Linked DNA regions of Homo sapiens: region 1 is linked to region 2. The links are chromatin loops, found by intact Hi-C in ENCODE. Cell type or tissue: heart left ventricle. All regions are shown on one strand.

Region 1 (8,000 bases), 130 kb after region 2:
CATCGAACGTAAAAGGCTTTCCGGAGGGGAAGCTCACAGTGGCAGGTCCGATGATGGTCACTCCCTTCTGGTCCGCCTTCTTGATCAGCTTTCTCGTGAGGGCCTCAGGGATGCCTTCAGCTATGATGGCGATGGTCCGGATCTAGAGGATGACAAAAGTCCCTTCCTGTTAACTCTCTGCCTCAGAAAGGGCAACAAGACAGCACCGTTTAAGGGCCCACCTCCCATTCCACATGTCCTCTTCCAGGGTCCAAGAACAAAGTAATGTTAACAATATGCATATCAGCCGGGCGCGGTGGCTCATGCTTGTAATCCCAGCACTTTGGGAGGCCGAGGAGGGTGGATCTTCTAAGGTCAGGAGTTCGAGACCAGCCTGGCCAACGTAGCAAAACCCCGTCTCTACTAAAAATACAAAAATTAGCTGGGTATGGTGGTGCGCGCCTATAATCCCAGCTACTAGGGAGGCTGAGGCAGGAGAACTGCTTGAGCCCGGGAGGTGGAGGTTGCAGTGAGCTGAGACGGCACCACTGCACTCCAGCCTGGGTGACAGAGCGAGACTCCATCTCAAAAACAAAAACAAAACAAAACGAAAAAACAAAACCAATATGCATCTCATTCTTCCCACAGGCCTCTGCTCGTAATCACTCTAACCATCTCCTGAAAACACAAGTGGTGGATAGCCGAAACTGATCTCCACTAGCTAACACCACAGTGATCCACCCAAGAGAGGCAGGTATTTCGGAAGCCCTGCTACAGTCATAGCAGCTACGTTCACTCTCACCCAAAAGCTCACACCCTCCTGTTGTCTACCTGTTCCTGTGCCTGCTCATAAAGCAGCTATCTAAGGCTTTTCTTCATGGGACCCTCCGAGTCTTGTCACCATCCCCACAGGACAGGGTCAGCGTTTAAGAGAAATGAGCTGCTTCTACACTCAGCCCAGAGGCGGGGTGGGAGGGGCATGGGACAGATCCAGGAATCACTTCTCTTTGGCTCTAAACCAGGGCCAGCAAACTTCTGTAAAGGGTCAAGATAGTATTGTAGGGGCCAGGTAGAGTGGCTCATGCCTGTAATCCCAGCACTTTGGGAGTCTAAGGCAGGTGGATCCCTTGAGCCCAAGAGTTCAAGGCCAGCCTGGGCAACACAGGGAGACCCGGTAGGAGGATCAATTGAACCCAGGAGGTTGAGGCTACAGTGAGTTGCATGATTGCATCACTGCACTCCAGCCTGGGCTACAGAGCAGTATGTGTGTCTCTTTAAAACCAAACAAAAACCCCTGGCTGTGCGCGGTGGCTCACATCTATAATCCCAGCAATCTGCAAGGCCAAGGTGGGCAGATCATTTGAGATTGGGAGTTTGAGACCAGCCTGACCAACATGGAGAAAACCCATCTCTCCTAAAAATACAAAATTAGCCAGGCATAGTGATGCATGCCTGTAATCCCAGCTACTTGGGAGGCTGAGGCAGGAGAATCACTTGAACCTGGAAGGCAGAGGTTGCGGTGAGCCGAGATCACACAACTGCACTACAGCCTGGGCAATGAGAGCAAAACTCTGTCTCAAAAAACAAAAAACAAAAACAAACAAACAAACAAAAAACAGCCCTAAAACTAGGTGATGTGCTAGGTTTTGCCTTGGGCCATAGTTTGCCAACCTCTGCCCTAAACTAAAGAAGCAGCAGCCGGACGTGGTGGCTCACGCCTGTAATATCAGCACTTTGGGAGGCCGAGGCGGTTGGATCACCTGAGGCCTGGAGTTCAAGACCAGCCTGATCAAAAAGGTAAAATCCCATCTCTATTGAAAATACAAAAATTAGCTGGGCGTGGTGGCAGGCGCCTGTAGTCCCAGCTACTCGGGAGGCTGAGACAGGAGAATTGCTTGAACCCGGGAGGTGGAGGTTGCAGTGAACTGAGATCACGCCGCTGTACTCACTCTAGCTTGGGTGATGGAGAAAGGCTCCATTTCACAAAAAAAAAAAAAAAAAAAAAAAAAAAAAAAAGAAGTAGCTCATTTTCAGCAAATGTATTTTTTCACTTCCTCTAGGTATCAAGACAATTTTATATTCTCCAGTCATAAACTGAAATAAGCCAGTCTGGGATCAGATGATAATTTTCAACAAAATAATCAATATCCTAATTTTATTTTTTTTGAGATGGAGTCTCTCGTCGCCCAGGCTGGAGTACAATAGCACGACCTTGGCTCACTGCAACTTCCACCTCCCGGATTCAAGTGATTCTCTTGCCTCAGCCTCCCAAGTAGCTGGCACTACAGGTGTCTGCCACCATACCCAGCTATTTTTTTTATTTTTAGTAGAGGCGGTGGCCAGGCTGGTCTCGAACTCCTGACCTCAAATGATCCACCCACCTTGGCCTCCCAAAGTCCTGGGATTCCAGATGTGAGTCACCGCACCCAGCCTCAAACCTGCACCTTCTGATGCAGTAGTTCAACTTCTAGAAATTTATGCTTAGGGAATAATTAAGGATATAGGCAAATGTTAATCCGAGATTGCCCATCACAAGATTTGCAAAAGCAAAAGTGATGCTGCCAGTTAGTGCTTACTGATGTGGAAAGAGCAACTGAAGAAAGCAGATTATATGAGTGGCATACAGTATTATTCCCTTTGCTCAAATCTAGAAAAGGGGGTAGATAAGGACATACCGTCATAGCAGCAGTCATGTTTTTCTGAAATGGGACCTCAAGTATTTATTTTCAACAAAACAGTATTTATCAGTATTTTGAAACTGTTCTATAATAAATATGTAATATTTTTATAATGAAATGTTGGAGTCTTTCTGAGCCTCCTCTGGCTTGGGAAGCTGACCGATTGAAAAAAAAAAAAAAAATTTGCCGGGCGCGGTGGCTCACGCCTGTAATCCCAGCACTTTGGGAGGCCGAGGCGGGCGGATCACGAGGTCGAGAGATCGAGACCACCCTGGCCAACATGGTGAAACTCCGTCTCTACTAAAAATACAAAAAAAAAATTAGCCGGGCATGGTGGCAGGCGCCTGTAATCCCAGCTACTTGGGAGGCTGAGGCAGAAGAATCACTTGAACCCGGGAGGCGGAGGTTGCGGTGAGCCGAGATTGCACCATTGCACTCCAGCCTGGGCAAAAAGAGTGAAACTCTGTCTCAAAAAAAAAAAATTTTTTTTAATTAAAATAGGCCAGGTGCAGTGGCTCACTCCTGTAATCCCAGCACTTTGGGAGGCCAAGGTGAGTGGATCACTTAAGGCCAGGAGTTCGAGACCAGTCTGGCCAACATGGTGAAACCCCATCTGTACAAAAAAAAAAAAAAAAAAAAAAGCCAGGTGTGGTGGCATGTGCTTGTAATCCCAGCTACTCAGAAGGCTGAGGCACGAGAATCACTTGAGCCTGGGAAGTGGAGGCTGTGTGACAGAGTGAGGCCCTGTCTCAAAAAAAAAAAATAAATAAATACAAACATACATAAAATAAAGTGCTTTAATCCTGATTTGTTTTTTTGTTTGTTTTTGAGACAGGATCTGGGACTTACTCTGCTGCCCAGGCTGGAGTGCAATGGCATGATAACAGCACACTGCAACCTCAACCTCCTGAGCTTAAGCGATCCTCCTACCTTAGCCTCCCTACTAGCTGGGACTAGTGAGTGCCATCATGCCTGGCTAATCCTTTTTTAAGTACAGACAAGGTCTTGCTGTGTTGTTCAAGTTGGTCTCGAACCCCTAGCCTCAAACAATACCCCCGCCTCTGCCGCCCAACAAACACAAGCCATGGCATCCAGCCAATCCCAGTTTTCAAGCCAGTTATGCATAGCACAGAGAGGATATAGTGGGGGTGGGGTGGAGCCTGAGCCACCTCATTTATTTATTTAACATTTATTTATTTATTTATTTAGAGTCTCACTCTGCTGCCTAGGCTGAAGTGCAGTGGTGTGATCACAACTCACTGTAGCCTTGACCTCCCAGGCTCAAGTGATCATCCTACCTCAGCCAGCACATGCCACCATGTCCAGCTAATTCTTTTTTTTTTTTAATTTTTTTATAGGGACAGGGTCTTGCTTTGTTGGTCTCAAACTCCTGGGCTCAAGCAATCTTCTTGCCTTGACCTCCCAAAGTGCTGGAATAACAGGCATAAGCCACCATGCCCAGCGTATATTTTATTTTACTTTATTTAATTTTTTAAAGACAGGGTCTTGCTCTGCCACCCACGCTGGAGTGCCATGGAATGATCATAGCTAACTGCAGCCTTGAACTCCTGGGTGATCAATTGATCCTCCTGCCTCAGCTTCCTGAGTAGCTGGGACTACAGGTGTGAGTCACCATGCCTGGCTTGACTAATTTTTAAGCTTTTTGTAGAGAATGGGTCTCGCTTTATTGCTTAGGCTGGTCTTGAACTCTTGGCTTCAAGCAATCTTCCTGCCTCTGCCTTCCAAAGTCCTAGGATTACAGGCATAAGTCACTGTCCCAGGCCTGAGCAGCCTCTTTGTAAGCCCAGATAAGCAGCCTCTGCCCAGACTGACCTGCCCTAAGTCACTATCCTGACTTCTGAAGATCATGTGTCTCCAACCATTTCCACCTAAACCACTGGCTACTCCCAAATCCCCAGCCCTTTGTCCCAGGCAGCAGTGACGGGACATCAACCAGGAGCCATTCCTGCTTCCCCACCCTCTGTCCCCTAGAGCCCAGTGATCTACCTGCGCATAGTTCATGGTCCCCACCCCCCACCCTCCAGAGCCCAGTGATCTACCTGGGCATAGTTCATGGTCTCCATGGTGCTGTCATAGGCAGAGCGGAGAGAGGCAAAGTTGATGAGCACATCTACCTCCGGATGCTTCCTCATGGCATCAGCCATGTTCTTGAAGACAGGGATCAGGATCTCTTTGTGCCCCCAGTAAAACTTCTGCTTGTGGTCCCCACTGTGAGAAAGTAAAAGAAGAATTAGGATATCCTCAACCTGTCAGGACTGGGGAAGGGGAAGCTGAGGGGAGGAATTTCACCTAGAAGATAGAAAAGGCATGGTCTGTGCCCTCAAAGAATTTTCATCTAAGGGACAAAGATCCCCCAGGAATACTGACTGCCTCTGTCTCTAGGATGGGCAAAGCCTTCCCCAGCAAAGGGAATGAGCTCACTGACTCCTCAAGCCTTGCCTTTTTTTTTTCTTTTGAGACAGGTTCTTGCTCTGTCACCCGGGCTGGAGTGCAGTGGCATAATTAGAGTTCACTGCAGCCTCAACCTCCAAGGCTCAGGCAATCCTCCTGCCTCACCCTCCCAAGTAGCTGGGACTACAGGTGCACACCACCATATCCGGCTAATTTTTAAATTATCTGTAGAGATGGGGGTCTCCCTATGTTGCCCAGGGCTGGTCTCAAACTCCTGGGCTCAAGCAGTTCTCCCACCTCGACCTCCCAAAGCGCTAGGATTACAGGCATGAGCCACTGTGCCCAGCCCCAAGCTTTGTCTTAGCAGAGGAAGGAGATATTTCCCGCCATGGGGTAACTCACGTGAAAGGGTAGACCATGGCAGCCACTGAGGGCTCGTCTCGGGAGCAGACATAGTCAAAGTCCAGCATGCCTTGCACGGCCCGGGTCTGCATGCCCCACACAATGGCCTTGGTGTGGCGGCTGAAGAGGGTGGTGCTCTTTCCTGGTGGGCAAAGACACAGAGAGTGCACCCAGAACACATACCCCCAGGAGACCTGCAGGGGCCAGGGCTGCCTGACAGACCCCTCCACGCCCCATGTCCACAGGGTGATGCCTCATCACAACCGTAAAGGAATGTCAAGAGGACAGAATTCTGAGAACTTGGGGAGGAGGTGCCTCGATTTTTCTGGAAGAAGGTGGCAGAAAGAGCAAATCAAGCTAAGAGGGCCTGCTAGCTGGTAAGTAGCTCTGCAAAGAATGGAGAAAGAAGGGCCCCACAGTCAAAGATGCCCAGGATAATTCCTATAGGACCTGCTTCATTTCCCAGGCAAGGTGTGTCATCAGCTTATATGCAAATGAGGTCTTAACAAATTATTTTTAAAGTCATTGGAAAAAAATGCTTAGCTCGCCCAATTTTGGTGGGTTCAGGACTTATGTTCCAACAATGCTTATTACCCTGTAAATCTGGACATAAAACCAGCTCCAGTCAGGGTTTGAATCAGCATGAATTCTAGGTCAGTGTAGGTCCAAAGAAGAGGTTTGTGCAGCCGGGGCTGAGGACACAGCAGCCTTATCGCTAACTGTGGTTCTGGCCAGGGCTCTGCACAAGGCAGGAGCAGCAAGCTAGTTACACAGGGCCAGTGCCCTCAACCTGCTCTCCTGTTTTTCCTGTCCTTCTCCCTTCTACCAGGTGGCTCTTTCCTGCTCAGGACAGTGCTCTTGGACAGACCCTCCAGTGGGCACTTAAGAGGTAAGGCGCAGGTCAGGTGTGGTGGCTCACGCCTGTAATCCCAGCACTTTGGGAGGCTGAGACCAGTGGATCACTTGAGCTCAAGAGTTCAAGACCAGCCTGGCCAACGCGGTGAAACGCTGTCTCTAATAAAAATACAACAATTAGCTGGGTGTGGTGGGGTGGACACCTGTAATCCCAGCTACTCAGGAGGCTGAGGCAGGGAGAATCGCTCGAACCCGGGAGGCAGAGGTTGCAGTGAGCCGAGATCGTGCCAGTGCACTCCAGCCCAGGTGACAGAGCGGGACTCCATCTCAAAAAAAAAAAAAAAAAAATTAGCGTGGTGGCATGCACCTGTAATCCCAGCTTCTTGGGAAACCAACACACAATCACTTGAACCAAGGAGGCAGAGGTTGCGGCGAGCCAAGATCGCACCACTGCACTCCAGCTTGGGCCACAGAGTGAGACCCTGTCTCAAAAAAAAAAAAAAAAAAAAAAAGGGTAAGGGAACAAAAGGAGCTGGTAGAAGTGCAGTTCTCTAGGTGGGCATAGTGGTGCGTGCTTGAGTCCTAGCTACTTAGGAGACTGAGATGGGAGGATCACTTGAGCCCAGGAATTCGAAACCAGCCACCGCGGCATAGTGAGACCCCACCTCAAAAAAAAAAACAACAAAGAAAAACCTTCCATGATGCGATTATTACGCATTGCACGCCTGTACCAAAATATCTCATGCACCCCTACTATGTACCCACAAAAATTTTAAAAAGAAAATTTTAATGCAGCAAGTATATTTAAAAAAAAAAAGAAAAAAGTGCAGTCCTTAGCCTAAAGGGAAAGGACTTTTACCACGCTTCAGGCAGTTGACTTTCCCCTCTGGGTCCCTGCAAGTCCAAGAGGAGGAAAGCAGCCCTCAGGGAGGTTCTGAGCTCCCCTAGGAAGAATGATGCATCTAGCCCAGTGGCATCTCGTATTAATTAACCTACTGTACTAGAGCAGGCTTGGCTAACCAAGTTCATGGTCTCATTAAATCCCTGTACAGGCCTGCCTCTTCCATCACAGCCTTACAGCTTCTCATGACAGAAGGTTCCTGATGTTGCAAATACCTGGGATTTACTGTCACCTAGACCCCCCGGGTTCTGCTGAGACATGAGATCACAGAACAAGGGGAGCCACCTAATCCAGTTCTCCCACTTCCCAGTCCTAGGAAACTGAAGCCCAGAGATGCCAAATGATTGAGGTCCGAGGTCATCCAGCATCAGAGCCAGGATTACACAATCACTTAAAATGCAGCTCAACTGTGAAAGTGAGGAGGGAGAATATAAGTGTGAGTTCATGACCCGCCATCCTCAGGGGAAGCCTGCATCATGTCACCCCCGCCAGGTGACGCACGTGCACATGCCTCTGATCTATCTACCCTGCCAGCTACAGAAATCAAGACAAAGCCTGGAATCTACCAACCTACCAGCATCTCCAGCAGGAAGGGTGGAGGTAAAGTGGCCCTTCCTCAAGCACAGAGAAACCAAAGCTGAAGGGTGTATCCTCAGCCCACCAGCAGCAGAGAGGCTCCAGAGAGAACCTCTGTGCCAGGGGCTATGCCCCCTACACCAGGCCTCCTCTGGCCTCGCTGAGGGGAGGGCTCGCTCAGCCATAATCTGTTCTCC
Region 2 (8,000 bases):
CTGCCCCAGACTCACCTGCACAAACAGGGGAATGGTGTTGAGCCGGAAGATCTCCATGCGGTTCATGGGGTCCCGGGCGAGGATGTGCAGTGCTCCGGTGCAGCCCTCCACAATCTCCTCCATCCTCACACCATCCTGTGTGAGAGGAGGCAGGGGGCATGGGACAGGTGCCTTGGACATGGCCACAACTCCTCCCCATGACAGCCGAATGAACTTCACAGGTTCTTGGAATTGGCATCAGTTGCAACTGACCTCCCCATTCACACACACACCCACAGAGGACACCCTGACCCCCCAGGAAGGCTGTCAGAGGCACCACCAGCTCACATACCGTGTAGGGCTGCTGTGTGCCTGCAGCTACGTGGCGCTGGGCATCCTGGTGGGCCTTCACCAGCAGTTGGACGAGGCGGGGGATGACCGCTGCCTCCTGCAGCGGGGCATGGTTGGCTGGGCACAGGGCCAGATTCCTGATCAAGCCGATGGTTGCCTGGCAAAAAAAGGGGCAGTGATCAGGGGCACTTCTTGGACATCTGAAGGATCCCAGCTTCCCAGCTTCAAGTATCCCTTCCCTCCTTCACCTCTTCTGTCCCCGAGGCCAGACACAGACATACTGGAAAATATCCAGAGAAGGAGACCATCCCAGCCATGTCACTTAATCCACAGGATCTGGGAGTGCTCATGGCTAATTCTTTTTTTTTTTTTTTTTTGAGACAGAGTTTCGCTCTTGTCACCCAGGCTGGAGTGCAGTGGTGCAATCTCACCTCACTGCAACCTCCACCTCCTGGGTTCAAGCGATTCTCCTGCCTCAGCCTCCTGAGTAGCTGCGATTACAGGTGCCTGCCACCATGCCCAGCTAATTTTTTGTATTTTTAGTAGAGACGGGGTTTCGCCATGTTGGGCAGGCTGGCCTCGAACCCCTGACCTCAGGTGATCCGCCTGCTTCTGCCTTCTAAAGTGCTGGGATTACAGGTGTGGGCTACCACGTCCGGCTGCTCATGGCTAATTCTAATAGCCCTTGCTAAAATGACACCCCATTCCAGAACATCCTGCCAGCCCCATGCCTGGCCCCTCACCCTGTCCCCTCTTTCTTAACCACCCCCCACAGACACCATGACCTTGCTTGCTTTTCTGATAGTCCTCCAAGCCTGATTCTCAGGAATTCTGTGCTCTAGGTGCCCCCGAAGCCTCCTGCTTGGGTGGTGCTCACATTGTCATTAATCCCCAGCAGGGCAGCTCTGGAAAGAGGTGTCCTGAGATCTCCTCCCCAGGGTCTTTGACTCAGAGGAGCCACTCTGGCCTCCCAGAGCCTCTCAAGGTGTCATCTATTTCATCCTCAAAACAAGACGCCAGGAGGACAGGGATGAAAATCATGTGAGATGGGGACGTGAGCACAGGGCAAATGACTTGCCAAAGTCACTTGCCACTTAGCTGCTGGGTTAGGATGCAAAGTCCCACCTCAGGTTTGCAGCAGGGACCAAGCATCAAGGAGGGGTCACAATGACATTTTTTTTTCTAAACATGAATTTTCTTTTTTTAATTCAATGTATAGGCCGGGCGCAGTGGCTCACGCCTGTAATCCTAGCACTTTGGGAGGCCAAGGCAGGCAGATCACTTTAGGTCAGGAGTTCGAGACCAGCCTGGCCAACATGGTGAAACCACGTCTCTACTAAAAATACAGAAATTAGCCGGGAATTGCTTGAACCTGGGAGGCGGAGGTTGCAGTGAGCTGAGATCATGCCACTGCACTCCAGCCTGGGCAACAGAGCAAGAATCTGTCTCAAAAATAATAATAATAATAAAAAATAATAATTCAATGTGTAGAATCACTTAGAGTCATTCTTATCTGCACTGGGTTTTTTTTGTTTGTTTGTTTTTTTGTTTGTTTTTTTTGAGACGGAGTCTCGCTCTGTCGCCCAGGCTGGAGTGCAGTGGCGCGATCTCAGCTCACTGCAAGCTCCGCCTCCCGGGTTCACACCATTCTCCTGCCTCAGCCTCCTGAGTAGCTGGGACCACAGGCGCCCGCCACCACGCCTGGCTAATTTCTTTGTATTTTTTTAGTAGAGATGGGGTTTCACCGTGTTAGCCAGGATGGTCTCGATCTCCTGACCTCGTGATCCACACGCCTCGGCCTCCCAAAGTGCTAGGATTACAGGCGTGAGCCACCACGCCTGGCCATGTTTTTTGTTTTTGTTTTCCAAGACGGAGTCTCTCTCTGTCACCCAGGCTGGAGTGCAATGAGCGATCTCAGCTCACTGCAACCTCTGCCTTCCGGGTTCAAGTAATTCTTCTGCCTCAGCCTTCCGAGTAGCTGAGATTACAGGCACATGCCACCATGGCCAGCTAATTTTTGTATTTTTTGTGGAGGCGGGGACTTACTATGTTGGCCAGGCTGGTCTCGAACTCCTAACTTCAGGTAATCCTCCCGCCCCGTCCTCCCAAAGTGCTGGGATTACAGGCGTGAGCCACTGCGCCTGGCCTGTCTGTACTATTAAATTGTCTTAAATGTAGCTGGCGGATGCCCCTGCCAGCTGGCTCCTGTGCCCGTTGACAAGACCCTCATCGATGGTAGCTTCCTCACTCTCTGGCACCAGATGCCACCTTGCCTTTGGCTGCCTTCCTTGTCTCTACATATAGATATACACACACACAAACGCTTTCCCCCATAACTCTGTCCCTTGGGTCTGCCCACACCCTGACCCACTCTCACTTCCCCCACCTGACAGGGAAGTGACACACAGCTAGCTCTCTTCCACCCAGGTAGCCTCAAGAAGAAGACCCCACTCCTTCACACACCCAACTCCCTATGGGAGATGCTAAGCGTCCCCAGAATCCTCTGTGCCCTGTGTCTCTGTAGTGGCTCTCCTGATTTTCAGCAGGACACACGGCCATCTGGCTGGTGATCACACTTCCTAACCTCCTTGCACCTTGATGTGGCTGAATGACCAAGTTCTGGGGTGTGAGCAGGAGTGATGTGTGCCACTTTCTGGTGGCCGCTAGCCATCCCCAGTTCTCAGGGCTAGAACACATCCGTGGGGATGATACAGTCCACTCATTCGTGTGAGGACAACCCTCTCGTCTACACCCAGTGGCATAAGAAATGTGCTCCATGGAGCAGCACCTGCGAGCTTGTTAAAAATACAGAATTGGGCCAGGTGCAGTGGCTCACACCTGTAATCCTAGCACTTTGGAAGGCCAAAGTGGGTGGATCACCAGAAGTCAGGAGTTCAAGACCAGCCTAACCAACATAGAGAAATCCCGTCTCTACTAAAAAATGCAGGAGAATCGCTTGAACCCGGGAGGCGGAGGTTGCAGTAAGCCGAGATCGCACCATTGCACTCCAGCCTGGGCAATAAGAGCAAAACTCCGTCTCAAAAAAAAAAAAAAAAAGAAGAAATACAGAATTGTCCGGGCCTGGTGTCTCACACCTGTAATCCCCGTACTTTGGGAGGCTGAGGCTGGTGGATCACTTGAGTTCAGGAGTTCAAGATCAGTCTGAGCAACATGGCAAAATCCCATCTCTACTAAAAATACAAAAATTATCCAGACATGGTGGCGTGCACCTGTAATCCCAACTACTCAGGAGGCCAAGGCAGGAGAATCACTTGAACCCGGGAAGCAGAGGTTGCAGTGAGCCAAGAATGTACCACTGCACTCCAGCCTGGGCAATAGACATTGTCTCAAAACAACAAAAAAAAGACATACAGAATGGCAAGCCCTCTGCAGCAGGCCTGCAGAGAGACAGAGAGAGAGAGAGAGAGAGAGAGAGAGAGAGAGAGAGAGAGAGAGAGAGAGAGTGTGTGTGTGTGTGTGTGTGTGTGTGTGTTTTAGATTGTTTATTTGTTTGGGCTTTTTTTTTTTTCCAAATTTTTTGTAAGAGATGGGTGTCTCACTATGTTACCCACGATGGTCTCAAACTCCTGGCCTCAAGTGATCCTTCCGCTTCCGCCTCTGCCTGCACCTCCCAAAGTGCTGGAACTACAGATGTGAGCCACTGCACCCAGCCTCCTGTTTTTCTTTTCTTTTAAGACACGGGTTCTTGCTCTGTCACCCAGGCTGGAGTGCACTGATGCAATCATAGCTCACTGTAACCTCCAACTCCTGTGCTCAAGCGATCCTCCGACCTGAGCCTCCCCTCCCCAGTAGCTGGGACCACAGGCGTGCACCACCACACCTGGCTAATTTCTGTTGTTGTTATTGTTGTCGAGACAGGTCTTGCTATGTTGTCCAGGCTGGTCTCAAATTCCTGGCCTCAAGCAATCCTCCTACCTTTGCCTCCCAAAGTGTTGGGATTACAGGCATGAGCCACCGTGCCTGGCCCTGGAACCTGCAATTTAATGAAACCACCCAGGGTACTCATGTGCATTTTGAACTCTGAGCTCTGCCCTAGGGGCTGGTAGAGCTACAAGATAGAAATCCCAATTCTGGAATTTTAGAGCAGAGCCATTGTTGAGGTCTAAACTATTACACGAGAGAGAAATAAACTTCTGTCTTATTCGAGCCACTGTATTTAGGGCTTCTTTGCTACAGCGGCTTTGCCTATACCAATACAGCACCTAAGCCTGCTGCAGGGAGCTCCTTCCCCTCGCCTAACAGCAGTACCTTGACCAGTGGCCACTGGTTGGGCTGGTTGAGCAGCTTCACGATGGCTGGGATGCCATAGTTGAGACGCACAGAGTTCTGGGCCATCTCGGCCTCAGGGTGGCGGCTAGTGAGGTGGCGCAGAGCGCAGACGGCAGGCTCCGTGATGTCGTCCTTGTCACCAGCACGCAGGATGGCATGGATGAGAGCCTCCACACCGCTGTTCTGTGTCACCAGCGTCTTGTTCTTGCTGTTGTTGCATGTCAGGTTGGAGAGTGTGCCCGTGGCACAGGTGAGGACGTTGACGTCATCCACACTCAGCTGATTCACCAGAATCTTCAGCACACTCTCCAGGCCCTCCTGGAGGGCAAGGAAGGGACGGGGGAGTCAGGGAGCAGCCAACTCCAGGGAGCCTTCTCGAATATGTCCAAGGGGAGTGGGATGACCTAAAGGGGTCAGCCCTGCCTGTGTGTGCCCGGGAACTTTCATCCCTATGACCCGCCACACCCTGTGAGAGGGCGTTACTATCCTGTGGTGCAAGTGAGGCAATGAGGCTCAGAGAGGTTGGGGAACTTGCCCACAGACACACAGCTAGTGGCTGGATCTGAACCCAGGCTTGGCTCTAAGCCCCACATCTCTTCCCTCCAACTCATCAGCCTTTCCCTGGGGCCCTCAGACCCAGGCAGAACCCTCCTCAGGCCAAAGTACGGTGGCCAAGGGAGGCCTCGAGACCAGGAGGCAATTGTTGAGGGGGCCGCATGATTCAGTGGCCCAGCTGAGCCATGTCTACTCGCTTGTCACCTTTCTGGGCCTTCACTGCTGCCCCACCACCCTGGGGCCCTGAGCCAAATCCATTTCCAGTAAAATCACTACCTCAGACGTCTATCTCACTTCTCCCAGGGAGACACGTGGGCCTTGTGGTGGAACAGAAAAACCCCAGCTTTGGGGACGGACAGTCCTGGGTTCAAATCCCAGTTCTGCCATTTACTACCTGTGACCATGGCCATTAGCTCCCCGAGCCTCAGTGTCTTCATCTAACCCACAGGGTCCCACACTCTAACCCCAGGTTGAATGAGCTACTGTCCACAAATGCCACGCAGAGGGCCAGCACAGGGTGAGCACTTGATAAACAGCATATTGCTAGGGGAGGCCTGGGGAATGGTTGTTGGAAGGAGGCACAGGGCACTTGCCCTGGAGCTGCATTTTTCCTTAAATTGTATTTTTAGTCATGGGGGCCTGTCTCTTGGTACACTATTGCTCCAGCCCAGGGCCCAGGTCAAAACTGTTCTTTTGCTGGATGTGGTGGCTCACGCCTGTAATCCCAGCACTTTGGGAGGCCAAGGCGGGTGGATCACCTGAGGTCAGGAGTTCAAGACCAGCCTGCCCAACATGGTGAAACCCTGTCTCTAATAAAAATACAAAAATTAGCCAGACATGATGGCAGGTGCCTGTAGTCCCAACTACTCGGGAGGCTGAGGCAGGAGAATCACTTGAGCCCAGGAGGCGGAGCTTGCAGTGAGCCGAGATTGCACCACTGCACTCCAGCCTAGGTGACAGAGTGAGACTCCGTCAGAAAAAAAAAAAAAAAAAAAAAAAGAGATGAGGGTTTTCAAGGCATTTCCAGCCTCAGTCACAAGGAAGAGAGATTTAGAGCCCCCAGTCCTCCCACAGTACCTCAGGTCAGATGCCCAGACAGGAGGCTGGATGGGGCAGCTGAAGAGGTCAACCCCAGGCCCAGATACCTCCCTCACCTGCTTGGTGGCCACATCTGAGAGGTTGCGCAGGGTCCACAGGCAGTTCTGCACCAGGCGGGGGCTGTTGCTGGTCAGGTGCTTGCCCAGGGCCTGCATCCCACCTGGGGCAGGGATAGGGGTGCCATCAGCCACGGGGAGCATGGCTGACTGAGCCTGGCAGCTGGGCAGAGCTCCCACCCCAGCCGCCCTCAAGGCCATCATACTCACCAGCCTCCACAATGGCAGGCTTATTGCTGGGACACACGGATAGCACCTTGAGCACACGACTGGTGGTCCAGAGCAGCTTTTCATAACTGTAGTTACGCATGATCTGCACGAGGGCCTGGGGCCCACCATTGGCCAGGATGATCAGCTATGGGTAAAGAGGGAATGAGTGTGAGATGGACGGGGAATATGACAGGAACAAGGAAGCGCGGGACAGGAGACAGAACTGTCATTACTGAGCTTCAGCTAAAGCACGAATAGTTCGTTTTTTTCTTTTAATGTATTTTTTTCTTTTTATAAAGATGGGGGTCTCACTATGCTGCCCAGGCTGGTCTAGAACTCCTGGCCTCAAGTGATCCTCACACCTCAGCCTCCCAAAGTGCTGGGATTACAGATGTGAGCCACCACACCCAGCCAAGCACCCCAATAAGTTTTTTTGTTTTTTTTTTTGAGATAGAGTCTCGCTCTGTCACCCAGGCTGGAGTGCAGTGGCACGATCTCAGGTCACTACAACCTCCGCCTCCCGGGTTCAAGCAATTCTCATGCCTCAGCCTCCCAAGTAGCTGGGATTACAGGCGTGTGCCATCACGCCCGGCTAATTTCTGTAGTTTTTGGTAGAGACAGGGTTTCACTATGTTGGCCAGGCTGGTTTCAAACTCCTGACCTCAGGCAATTCACCCGCCTCTGCCTCCCAAAGTGCTGGGATTACAGGCGTGAACCACCACACCCAGCCCACCCCAATAGTTTCATGACTGTTATGTAAGCCAAAATTTTGAAAAAAGGATAATACCCAGTGCTGACAAGGACATGACAAAACTATATGCACACCCATTACCAGTTATGGCACTGGAAATTAGTCCAGTCCTTCTGGAAATCAATCTGGCCATTTGGGGAAAAGCCTAGAAGTGTTAAAAATTGATGAGAATTTTTTCCGCTCTTTGACAAAGGCTAGACATTCATTACAGCATTGTTTATAAAGGTGGAATAGGAGCAATCTAAATACCCTCCCTCAGAATAAAGCCTGAGGTCTCCACTTAATGAAATGCTATCTGTAGGCTGGGTATGGTGGCCCATGACTTTAATCCCAGCATTTCGGAGGCTGAAGCAGGAGGATTCCTTGAGGGTAGCCTGGGCAACAGAGCAAGACACCATCCCCACAAAAAATTTAAAACTTAGCCCGGGTGCTAATTAGCTCAGTAGTATGTTCTCATAGTCCTAGCTATCAGGAAGACTAAGATGGGAGGAATGCTTGAGCTCAGGAGTTTGAGGATGCAGTGAGCTAGGATCATGCCACTGCACTCTAGCCTGGGTAACACAGTGAGACCCTGTCTCAAAAAAGAAAGAAAAGGAAAGAATGGGAAGGAAGGAAGAAAGAGAGGAAGAGAGGGAAAGGAAAAGGAAAAGGAAAAGGAAAAAGGAAAGGGGAGGGGGAAAGGGGAAAGGAAAGGCAATCTGTCATTATTA

What was found. Peaks named below come from ENCODE experiments on the same cell type or tissue, not always from the same donor. Only the 100,000 strongest peaks of a DNase experiment are listed, where the experiment ranks them.
Region 1: it touches region 2 in a loop (5-fold over the local background); 2 of 110 quality-filtered maps call a loop at or near these places.

What each region holds. Positions count from the first base shown.
Region 1 is chr17:41,887,562-41,895,561 of GRCh38, forward strand. ACLY (ATP citrate lyase) reads right to left here. Exons shown (of 29, transcript NM_001096.3): 15 at 5,472-5,613; 16 at 4,718-4,886; 17 at 38-142. LOC124904005 (a long non-coding RNA gene) reads left to right here and starts at 5,624. Exons shown (of 2, transcript XR_007065757.1): 1 at 5,624-7,827. RefSeq lists a silencer at 5,982-6,182. In heart left ventricle, no CTCF peak of the experiment used is centred here; no DNase peak of the experiment used is centred here; H3K27ac peaks cover 320 bases.
Region 2 is chr17:41,758,384-41,766,383 of GRCh38, forward strand. JUP (junction plakoglobin) reads right to left here. Exons shown (of 14, transcript NM_002230.4): 6 at 6,540-6,684; 7 at 6,330-6,433; 8 at 4,600-4,938; 9 at 332-487; 10 at 16-135. Among named protein-coding and RNA genes, the nearest start is that of JUP, 24 kb to the right of the region's middle. In heart left ventricle, no CTCF peak of the experiment used is centred here; no DNase peak of the experiment used is centred here.